Regions from separate parts of the Mus musculus genome. Here region 1 is linked to region 2. The links are chromatin loops, found by intact Hi-C in ENCODE. Cell type or tissue: heart. All regions are shown on one strand.

Region 1 (5,000 bases), 390 kb after region 2:
TTTTTATTTTTAAATCATGTATGTATGTTTGTTTGTGTATGGGGGCGGGGGGGGGCTTGCACATGTCTGTGGAGGTCAGAAGAGGGCATTGAACTCCCTAGACCTGGAGTGACAGGCAGTTGTGGGCCACCTGATGTGGATGCTGGGGACTGAACTCAGGTCCTCAGAGCAGCACACTCTTTAACTACTAAGCCATTTCTTTAGTCCATAAAACTGTATCTTCAACTGCTCCAAAAGCATGACATAAACTTCTACTGTTCAGGGTGATTTATTCGCCAGACTTGATAAAGGAGCCTAAATGGAATTCAGACACCCTGCTTGATTTTTTTCCTGGCTCATCTAGTCACCTTTCACATTCTTTGTTACAACCAAATAACACTGCTCCTCCGAGTTGTCCTGTGTCCTTCCACACTAGCCTTTCAGCATTCTGAAGGCAGAGACTGGTTCTATCACATGGCCCATTCAGTAGACATGTGCTAAACATAATATTAGACAAAATACTAAATTTGGTCTAGGCACAGAGGTAGGTGGCTCGCGTGTCATACATAAAGCTCTGGATTTCTCAACACTGAAAATAAAGAACCTACCTGAAAAATGGGGAACTAAAAATTCAAGAGAATTTAGAAGCCCTGGAGAGCTGACTCAGTGGTTAAGAGCACTGGTTGCTCTCACAGAGGACCTGGGTTCAATTCCCAGTTCCCACAACAGGCAGCTCACAGCGACTTCTGACTCCAGCTCCAGGAAATCCAATCCTCCCTGTGTTCATCAGCCCCTGGATGAGCTCACACATGCACACCCGTACATTTTTAATTTTTTGTTTATTTATTTACTTTGGTTTTTTGGGTTTTTGAGACAAGGTTTCTCTGTCTGTCCTGGAACTCACTTTGTAGACCAGGCTGGCCTCGAACTCAGAAATCCTCCTGCCTCTGCCTCCCAAGTGCTGGGATTAAAGGCGTGCGCCACCACTGCCCGGCCCGTACATTTAAAAAAAGCTCATCTGATGAAACTTCTGCCAGAAATGTCTATGGAAAAATGGCACTGAATGTTATCTGATAGTAGTTGTATGCTAATTCTTTGAACCAGTCATGGTAGCACATATCTAGAATGCCAGTACTTGGGAGGCAGACACAGGAGTGCCACTAATTTGAGGCCAGCCTGGGCTATATATATTCAGCTGCAAGGCAATGGGAACTATGCAATAAGTCTGCGTCTAAAAAGAAAAAGACAAAATATTTTAAAATTCTATTCACAAACATAAAAAAGTTTGAAAGGAAACAAAAACTGGTAATACTGTTTTCTGGGAATGCAGATGGAAAAGGAGGGAAAGTTTTACTTTTGTACTCTGGAAGACATTTTGAAATGTGTAGTTAAAAATAGAGACAGACTCAAACTCATCAATGAGAAAAACTTTAAATAATAGCATAGGTGGGCCCGGCAGCGGTGGTACTCAGCTTTTATATCAACACTTGGGAGGCAGAGGCAGGAGATTGGAGGTCAGACTGGTCTACAGAGTGAGTTCCAAGAGAGCTGGAGCTACCCAGAGAAACCCTGTCTTGAAAAACCAAAAAGCAAAGGCAGAAGGGGAAATATGGCAAGCCCGTGGAGATCTTAAGAGAAGAAATTAAATTTAAGTACACTCAAAAAAAAAAAAATATATATATATATATGAGGCTCATGCCTGTAATTCCAGCACTCTGGAGTCAGAGGCAGGAGATCACTCTTAAGTTTGAAGCTGGTTTGGTCTGTACACGGAATTCCAGACCAGCCAGGGGGAAACAATGCTACCCAAAAAAAAAAAAAAAAAAAAATCCAACTGCCCTTGGTCCCTGTTCTCTGGAGTCTGAGGCAGGGAGATCTTTGAGTTCAGGACAAGCCGGATATACATAATGAGTTCTAGGCCTACATAGTGAGACCCTACCTCAAAGCAAGTCTTTCTGGCATGGAGATAACGGCTTTAATCCCAGTACTCTGGAAGCAGAGGCAGGCAGATCTCCGAGAGTTCGAGGCCAGACTGATCTAGGGTGTGAGTTCCAGGACAGCCAGGATTACACGAAGAAACTCTATCTTGGGGGAAAAAAAAAAAAGAAGGAAAAAGAAAAGGAAAGGAAACAAACAGAAACCCAACTGTAGGAGGTGGAATTTATAACCCGGGGCTCCGCCGCGGCCCCGCCCCGCCGCCCCGCCGCCCCGCCCACTGCTGCGGCCCCGCCCACCGCCGCGGCCCCTGGCTCCGTGCCGCCCCGCCCCCCAGTTTGAGGGCTCCCGGCGGCCATTTCCGCCTTCAAGTTGCCCGGAGCGCGTCTGGGACCGGCAGACCTGTCCCGGAGCGCGTAGATCCGCACGCACGCACGCGCCGCCCACGTCCAGCTTGCGAATCCGAGGGACCCGTTCCAATAATGCCCCGGAAGGCAGCCAGTCCAGAGGAGGCGGCGGGGGAGCCCGGTCCTGAGGAGATGGAGGCTGGGCGGCCGCGGCCGGTGCTGCGCTCGGTGAACTCGCGCGAGCCCTCTCAGGTCATCTTCTGCAACCGCAGCCCGCGCGTCGTGCTGCCTTTGTGGCTCAACTTCGACGGCGAGCCTCAGCCCTACCCGATCTTACCACCGGGCACCGGCCGCCGCATCCACAGCTACCGAGGTACGAGCCGCGCGCTAGGCCGCTGCTGCTGTAACAGGCGGGGCGCTTTCTCTCCGACCCCGAGCATCTTGTCCCTACCCACTGCATCTACCCCGAGAAAATGCCCGGCCCCTACCAGTGATTTCGGATGCAGTGTTAACCCAGTTCCCGGTCAGGTTCGGCATGCGAACCTGCCTTGGTGATGACAACTTGGAGGGTTACAGACAAAAAAAATGTATGAACAGACAAGAACCAGCCTGTGTCATAATTGCTGCGCTAGGCACCGAGCTTAGAGGTTTGCGAAAGCATGGGCAGAGTGTGGGTGCGTCCAGGTGAAGAAAGAGCACGCAGCTTAGGAGAACCGGAGTAGGATAAGTCAGCTGAGGGAGTTAACAGTTGTAGTTGGGGGATCACCTTTACCGATTGGCGTCTTGGCCGAAAACAAGTGAGTATGGGATAACGGGTTGAACTCTCGATCTTTCTGCCTTCGCCACTGATTTCAGGTTTGTACCAAGCCTGACCACGTAAGCTTATTAACTGTGACAAGCATCAGTGGAAGTCAGTCAGTTCTATCAGTGTCATGACTGGATGGCTATGAAAAACAAGTGAAGCCGCTCTCAGGTGTACAATCCCCAGGACTCAGAAAACCGAGGCAAGATGACTGCACCAGGCTTTTTTGGTTTGCCGCCAAACAGTGAGAGAAAAAGTTCAAAAGTTGATTTTAGCCGTAGTGAATTGGGGCTGTTTGACATTGCCTTATTTATGTATTGAAAAAAAATGTACCCAGATCTGTGTGTGGTAGCCCAGGACTCAGGAGGCCAAGACAGAAGGATTTCACTGAGTGCAAGTCCAGCCTTGGCTAAGCCCCAAGATTGTGTCTGAAGCAACCAGCCAGACAGCTGAGTGATGTGGGAATTTTGTAGATCAGGCTGGCCTCTCACTGAAATCCAACTTCCTTCTGCCCCCTGAGTACTGGGATTAAAGCAAAGGCCTTTGTCACCAAGGCCGGTTTATACTGCTCTTTCAGGGTTAGCTTCTCAGTACCCAGGTCAGGCAGCTCACAAGTTTCCATTACTCCAGCTCCAGGGATCCGAGGTCCCTGCTCTTACTTGGGAAAAGAAACCCTAACCTTGGCAGTTTGAATAAGAGTGACTCCTATAGGCTAATATATCTGAATGCTTAGGGTGTAGTCCTAAGGATTAGTTTGAAAGTGGTGAAGGATGAGTAGGTGTGGCCTGGTTGGAGGAAGTGTGCCACTAGGGATGGGCTTTGAGGTTTCAGAAGCCTAAACCAAACTCACAATCTCACTGGCTACACCTTTGGATCTGGATGTAGAGAATCCTTAGTTACTTCTCCAGCCCCAAGTCTGCCTGGGTACCACCATGCTTCCCATCATGCTGATGATGGATGGATTAAAACCCCTGAAACGCTCAGTAAGCCTCAGTTAGATGCTTTCTTTTATTAGAGTTGCCATGGTTTTGGTGTCTCTCAGCAGCAGCAGCATTGACATAAGACAAACAAACCAACTGTGGCAGTCCTCTTGCCTCAGCCTCCTACAACAGACTTCCGTATTTTCATAACCATCCCGGGAAGATCTTGGTAGAACTTTTCTCCTGATGGTGGTACATTTAATGAACTCATGTGACCAGTCAGGTCACAAACTTGTAGTGACTTGGGGAACAGGTGGAGGCAGGATGATCAGGAGTTCAAGCCAGTCTGGACAGCATGCTACCTGGACGTAATGAAAACAGTAGGATGGAATAAACTGATGCTTCTCAAGTTGTCTTTTTGATACAGAGAGGAGAAAAGAGCTTCTCACATCTGGAGATGTAGCATTTGTCTCTCAGTGCTAGCGATGGTTCTCCCTCTGTGTACCTGTGCTTTGCCTGAGGGTCAATCTGTATCCTGGGTATGGAGGCCAAGCAAGAGGCTCTGTCTGACCCCTGGAAACTAGTTACAAATGTTTGTTAGATGTCACATGGGTGCTGGGAACCAAACCTGGGTCCTCTTCAAGAGCAACAAATGCTCTTAACCACTGAGCTATCATCTCTTTAGCCCCTGCCCGTTTGTATGTTTATTTGAAAAGGGGCTTAGCATGTAGCAGTCTGTCCTTTTGTTTTGTTTTGTTTTGTTTTTTTAGAGACAGGGTTTCTCTGTGCAGTCCTGACTGTCCTGTCACTCACTCTGTAGAACAGGCTGACTTTAAACAGATCCTCTGTCTCTCAAGTGCTGGGATTAAAGGCATCCTCCACCAGGCTGCAGTCTGCCTTTTATACCAAACTTTTAGTGTTTGATGAGAAAGAACTAAACAGGAATCAAAATTTCTATAGTTTCTTATTTTACATAGAAATTTGGGTTAATTTTGTATTCTCCAAGATTTGTCTGTG
Region 2 (5,000 bases):
GCCAGATGCAGGAGAGGACACGTTGTCTGATTCCATTTATAGGAATGTCTAGTGACAGAAAGCAAGTTGGTGGCCGTCTGGGGGTGGCGCTGAGTGAGAGCAACCAGCAGAGGACGAGGGTGTTTTCTGGGGTGATAATATAATTGGAGGATCACCTCCGAATGAGGATTTTATACTTTGTCAACAGTCACAATTAAAGCGGCTGTATTCACGCGTATGTATTCTATATTTCAGCTTGAAATATAAAGAAGCTTGATTTTTGGCCAGATTCAGTTTTTATCTAGAGCCTGGGGTAGGAAGGTTCTTGGAGCCGCAGAGTCTATTGCCAGTCTGGGTAATATAGTGAGATTCTGTTACCAAAATTAAAAGAGGAGCTCTGTAGAGTTCAGTTGGTACAGTGTTTGCCTATCTACTCAAGCCTTAGGTTTGATTCACAAAGGTCTCTAGCACTGCTAAACTAGACATGTTACTACATGCTTGTATCTCCTCAAGAGGAAGAGGCAGAGAAGTATAAGGTGATCCTCAGCTACACAGGGACCTTGGGGCCATCCTGGGCTACATAAGACCCTCTGGAATGGAGGAAGGGTGGTTGCTTTTTGTCTGTTTGTTTGTTTTTTGAGACAGGGTTTCTCTGTATAACCCTGGCTGTTCTGGAACTCACTCTGTAGACCAGGCTGGTCTCAAACTCAGAAATCTGCCTGCCTCTGCCTCCCAAGTGTTCAAGTGTTGTGATTAAAGGCGTGCGCCACCACACCCGGCTGCATTTTTTTTTTTAAAGCCCAATAAGATATCACTAGTAGGGCTGGTGAGACAGTGTGTGTGTATTTACCAAAAATATCTACAAAATAACTCATAGCAACAGATTTTTTTGAGAGTCGCACACTGTAGTACCACAGCTGGTCTTGATGGCTCCTTTGTCTTTTTGCCTCAGCTTTCGGAAGGCTTCACTCACAGGTGTAAGCCATTGCGATTGACTAGAAAAATCTTAGAGACATTATGTTTGTTCTACTTTTGTTGCTATGATAAAAACAAAAGCAAGCCAAGAAGAGGTTTATTGAGCTCACACTGTCACATCAGTGACATCATCATTGAGGACCATCAGGCAGGACAGGAACTCAAGCAAGAACCTGGAGGCAGAAAGTGAAGCAGAGGCCATGGAGAAATAAACACTGATTACCAGCTTGATCCCTGTAACTCTCTCAGCCTGCTTTATTCTACAACCCAGGACCACCTCTCCAAAGTGGATACCTCCCTCTGCATCAATTAGCAATCAAGAAAAGGCCCCACAGACATGCTCAGAGGCCAACCAGGTGGAGGCAATTACTCAACTGAAGAGTCCTTTCCCCAAGTTGGGAAGCAAGAATAATCATCACAGTTTAGAAGACGAGACTAAATAATAATTTTTTTAAAAAATGCATATTTTGATTCTATTTGACCATCGCCAAAAGGGAAAACTAATTTCCAGTATTAGAATTCAGGACAGGACCTAGTTGAGCATGAAGAGTGACTGACAGTCAGCAGGGGTTGTGGTTTGTGTTTTCCTTAGATTTCTTTACAAATCTAAGAAAATGAGTACTTTTAGGCACTATGTTAACTTACTATGTTTTCACAGCATCAATTTCATTTTGAGAGTTTTCTTTCGACATAAGTTATAGCTTAATCAACTGTCTGACTGATGGCCAAATGAGCAATTCTCCCTCAGATATACAATACTGAAGGAGGCCTTAACACCTTCTCTCTAAACATCAATACTTGGGGGTAGATAGTACACACATCTTCTGAGACTAACAATTCTAGGAATTTGGGACTGATATTTGAGATTCTCAGCACCCAGAAAGTGGAGGCAGGTGAGTCAGGAGTTCAAGGCCAGCCTTGGCTATACCACAAATAATTACCTACATCAAACAACAAACACCAGCCCAATACACAAACAACTCCCTAGACAGGGAAGAACTGAGCAGGAGATTGGCACGTGTTGATTTATGATGAAAGCAGCTGATAGGAAAATGAAGGAACATTATTATCTACACTTTTTTAAACATTTTTAAAAAATTAAGGTGTGGTCTGGGCTAGTCTCAAATGCCTGATTCTCACGCTTCATCCTCTGGCGTTTGCCTACTGACACCAGCTAGAAAATCTTTTTAAATAAATAGGATGATGGTCCACGCTATATTGGCAGGGACGTCCATAAGAGCAGTGGAGAAGTGCTGTTTGAAATGCTGTTTTGATTCTTGCAGCTCTCGTCTTCTTGCTGCCAGCACTAACTCAGGCCTCCGGCGGTTCCTTCCTCTCTTGTTGCCAATGGTTCCCGCCTTTCCCCTCCCCGCAGCCGCGGTGGTTTAGCCCGGCTTCCCCCGGGGAAACCCCTTGGGCGGAGCGCGGCCCCCGCCGTGAGGCCACTTGGATCCCTCCGCGTCAGGGGTGGGCCGGGGACCTGTGGGCCGGGCACGAACCCCGGGCTCTGATTGGCTGCGGCGGGAGTAAACATCCGGAGAGGTGGGGCGGGGCCGGAAGTGGAAGAAGAAGGCGGCGGCTGAGTCGGTTCAGGAGGTTTTAGAGCCGGAGTCCGAGCTTCAGGTGCCATGGGCTGGGGGAAGGCGCCCTGAGGGGACTCGAGGCTGTGCATGGCGGGTGCTCGGGCCGCCGCCGCCGCCTCGGCGGGTTCCACCGCCTCGTCGGGCAGCCCGCCGCCTCAGGAGCCCGGGCTCTGGGAGCTGCTGGAGGAGTTCTCCCGGACTCAGTACCGTGCCAAGGACAGCGGCGGGAAGAGCGGCTCTAAGGTGAGCCCCAAAGGTGCAACGACCTGAACTGGTCCCTGGCCTGAGTTACCGAGGGAAGACTGTGGTTCGGGATGGGAGGAGAGCTGGAATGAGACCTCCTTGGGGAGGCACGGGAGAGGAACTTATCCAGGATATGGACTCAGAGAGTAAGGATCCGGCTTTACACCAAAGAGGAGGACCGAAGCTCCTTGTGGGTTTTGGGGTGGGGGGTTGCTTTAACAGGGGTTTGGAGGTCAAGGGTCGGAGTTGTGGGCCAGGTGCAAAGGTTAGACAATAGGAACGCTACCCTTCGTGAGCCTAGGAGGGGTTACCAACAGATTCAAAACAAAAAACAAAACCCCTAAAATCTAAGTAAAAATGGGGAAGAGACTCCTCTGGACCAGAGATCAGAGTAGAAGTCTGGAGTAGTGTGACATTATGGAGCCCAGAGAACAGCGGAGTGTGTCACCTCCTTATAAGGTACCAGCATGACTTAGGCCCTTCCCTTTCCTTTCCTGTAGAGCAAGAAGAGAACCCACATTCCCTTTCTGTTCCTTTTATCAGAAGTCTCTGTCCGTTGTCCCCCCACCCCGGGAATTTCCCTCTGCCCTAGTCACCAGGCCTGAAAAGAGAGCTGCTGATCTGGTCGAGGCATACTGACCTCAGCACTGATAGACCCGGCCCTTTCTCTTTCCCAGTGTGGCATTACACATTGGCGTTGGTCTCTGTGCTGGGCCATAAAACTGGTTTGGCCCCAGAGGTTACCTAGGGGCTGAGACATCTTCTATTAATCTCTGAAGTAACAACCTAAGAAAGATCACTAATGTGGTATTATCGGACCAGACAATTAAGTACCTTTCAGATTATAATTGGCATCATTTGGAGCTCTTGTTAAACACAAAGATTTCTGGTCTTAGATTCTCTTAAAGCACAATGTCTGGGGAGGCAGACCCTAGAATTTGTACTGTATGTTCAGAAAAGCCTTAAATGCGTTATCCCAACCAAGGCCAGTCATGCACTCCTGTCCTTCTGTCTCCACTTCCTAGGTGATGGGGTTACAGGTGTTTACCCTCATGCTTGGTTTCTGTGGTGCTGGAGATTGAACACAGGTTTTTATGCATGCCAGACCGGCATTCTACCAGCTGAGCTACATCACCAGCCTTGGTGTGTGTTGAGGCGTGGTTTTTTGTCTGTGGCCCTGGCTTGGTTTCACAGTCATTATCCCAGGATGGCTTGTAACTAATAATCCTCCTGCCTTAGCCTCCCAAGGACTACATACACGTGTGAGCCACCACAGCTGACTTCGAGGGCAATCTTTTGAGTGGTTATAGGAGGTGTGTGATTTTGATGGATCTCACTGCCCTCTGAATGTCTGTGAAGATTAGAGTTTTACAAGTTAAACCTTACTCTCACCACAACTGGTCTTAATACTGCTCCAGGCTTCATGATCTCTTGCAAAGTTCTTGATGTGTTACAGGCGGTAAGCTTTTCTTCCAGTGGGCTTTTCACTGAACTGTGAACAAAAGGATTAATTTTAGAAGGGAGCCTTGCCTTTAGTTTTATAAGCAGATGGTATGTAAAGAGACAACTGTCTGCAGCTTTTACTGATTTTGCTGACTAGAGCTTCTTTATTTTTGTAGGTGTTGTTGAGACATGGTCTTGAGATATATAGTAATTCATATATAAATATACACACACACATGCACGCACACACTGAACTCGGCATCCTCCTGCCTCAACATCCCATGTAATAAGATTGTAGATGTGCACCATCGTGCCCAGCTGACTGGAGCTTCAACTGGAGTTTCTGGGGCTGTAGAACAGAAAAAAAGATTTTTTGGTGTTAAAAGAACATAATGTGTTAATGCTATAATAGTAACCTAAAGCAACAGTTACTGTTGCTTTGTTTTTTGGGACAAGGTCTCACTATGTGCCCAGCCTCCCTGTGACTCCACAGTCTTCTGTGCAGTGAGGCTAACGGGCTTAGGTACCACCTGAAGCATGCCACACGTGAGTTAATATAGAGCCCACGGTCCAGCATCATGTTTCTTCCCAGCCTTGAATGATGATCACAGAATTGCTTGTCACTCACTCCCAGGGGCCTCTTTGGATCATGGGCCACTTAAGCTCATGCCCTCAGAACCTGAGAATTCTCTTCAGGCTCAAGTCTCCTTCTCTATGCAGGTTGAACGCATTGAGAAGAGATGTCTGGAGCTATTTGGCCGTGACTACTGTTTCAGC

What was found. A loop is a pair of places that touch in the nucleus more often than their neighbours do. Peaks named below come from ENCODE experiments on the same cell type or tissue, not always from the same donor. Only the 100,000 strongest peaks of a DNase experiment are listed, where the experiment ranks them.
Region 1: it touches region 2 in a loop (5-fold over the local background); 1 of 42 quality-filtered maps calls a loop at or near these places.

The regions. Positions count from the first base shown.
Region 1 is chr6:113,621,745-113,626,744 of GRCm38, forward strand. It overlaps Vhl (von Hippel-Lindau tumor suppressor), which reads left to right and starts at 2,250. Exons shown (of 3, transcript NM_009507.4): 1 at 2,250-2,634. The coding sequence starts at 2,397. In heart, a CTCF peak has its summit at 2,531; DNase peaks (open chromatin) are centred at 2,367 and 3,467; H3K4me3 peaks cover 2,055 bases; H3K27ac peaks cover 1,362 bases.
Region 2 is chr6:113,235,342-113,240,341 of GRCm38, forward strand. Mtmr14 (myotubularin related protein 14) reads left to right here and starts at 2,502. Exons shown (of 19, transcript NM_026849.2): 1 at 2,502-2,780; 2 at 4,944-5,000. The coding sequence starts at 2,625. In heart, no CTCF peak of the experiment used is centred here; a DNase peak (open chromatin) is centred at 2,410; H3K4me3 peaks cover 2,142 bases; H3K27ac peaks cover 1,517 bases.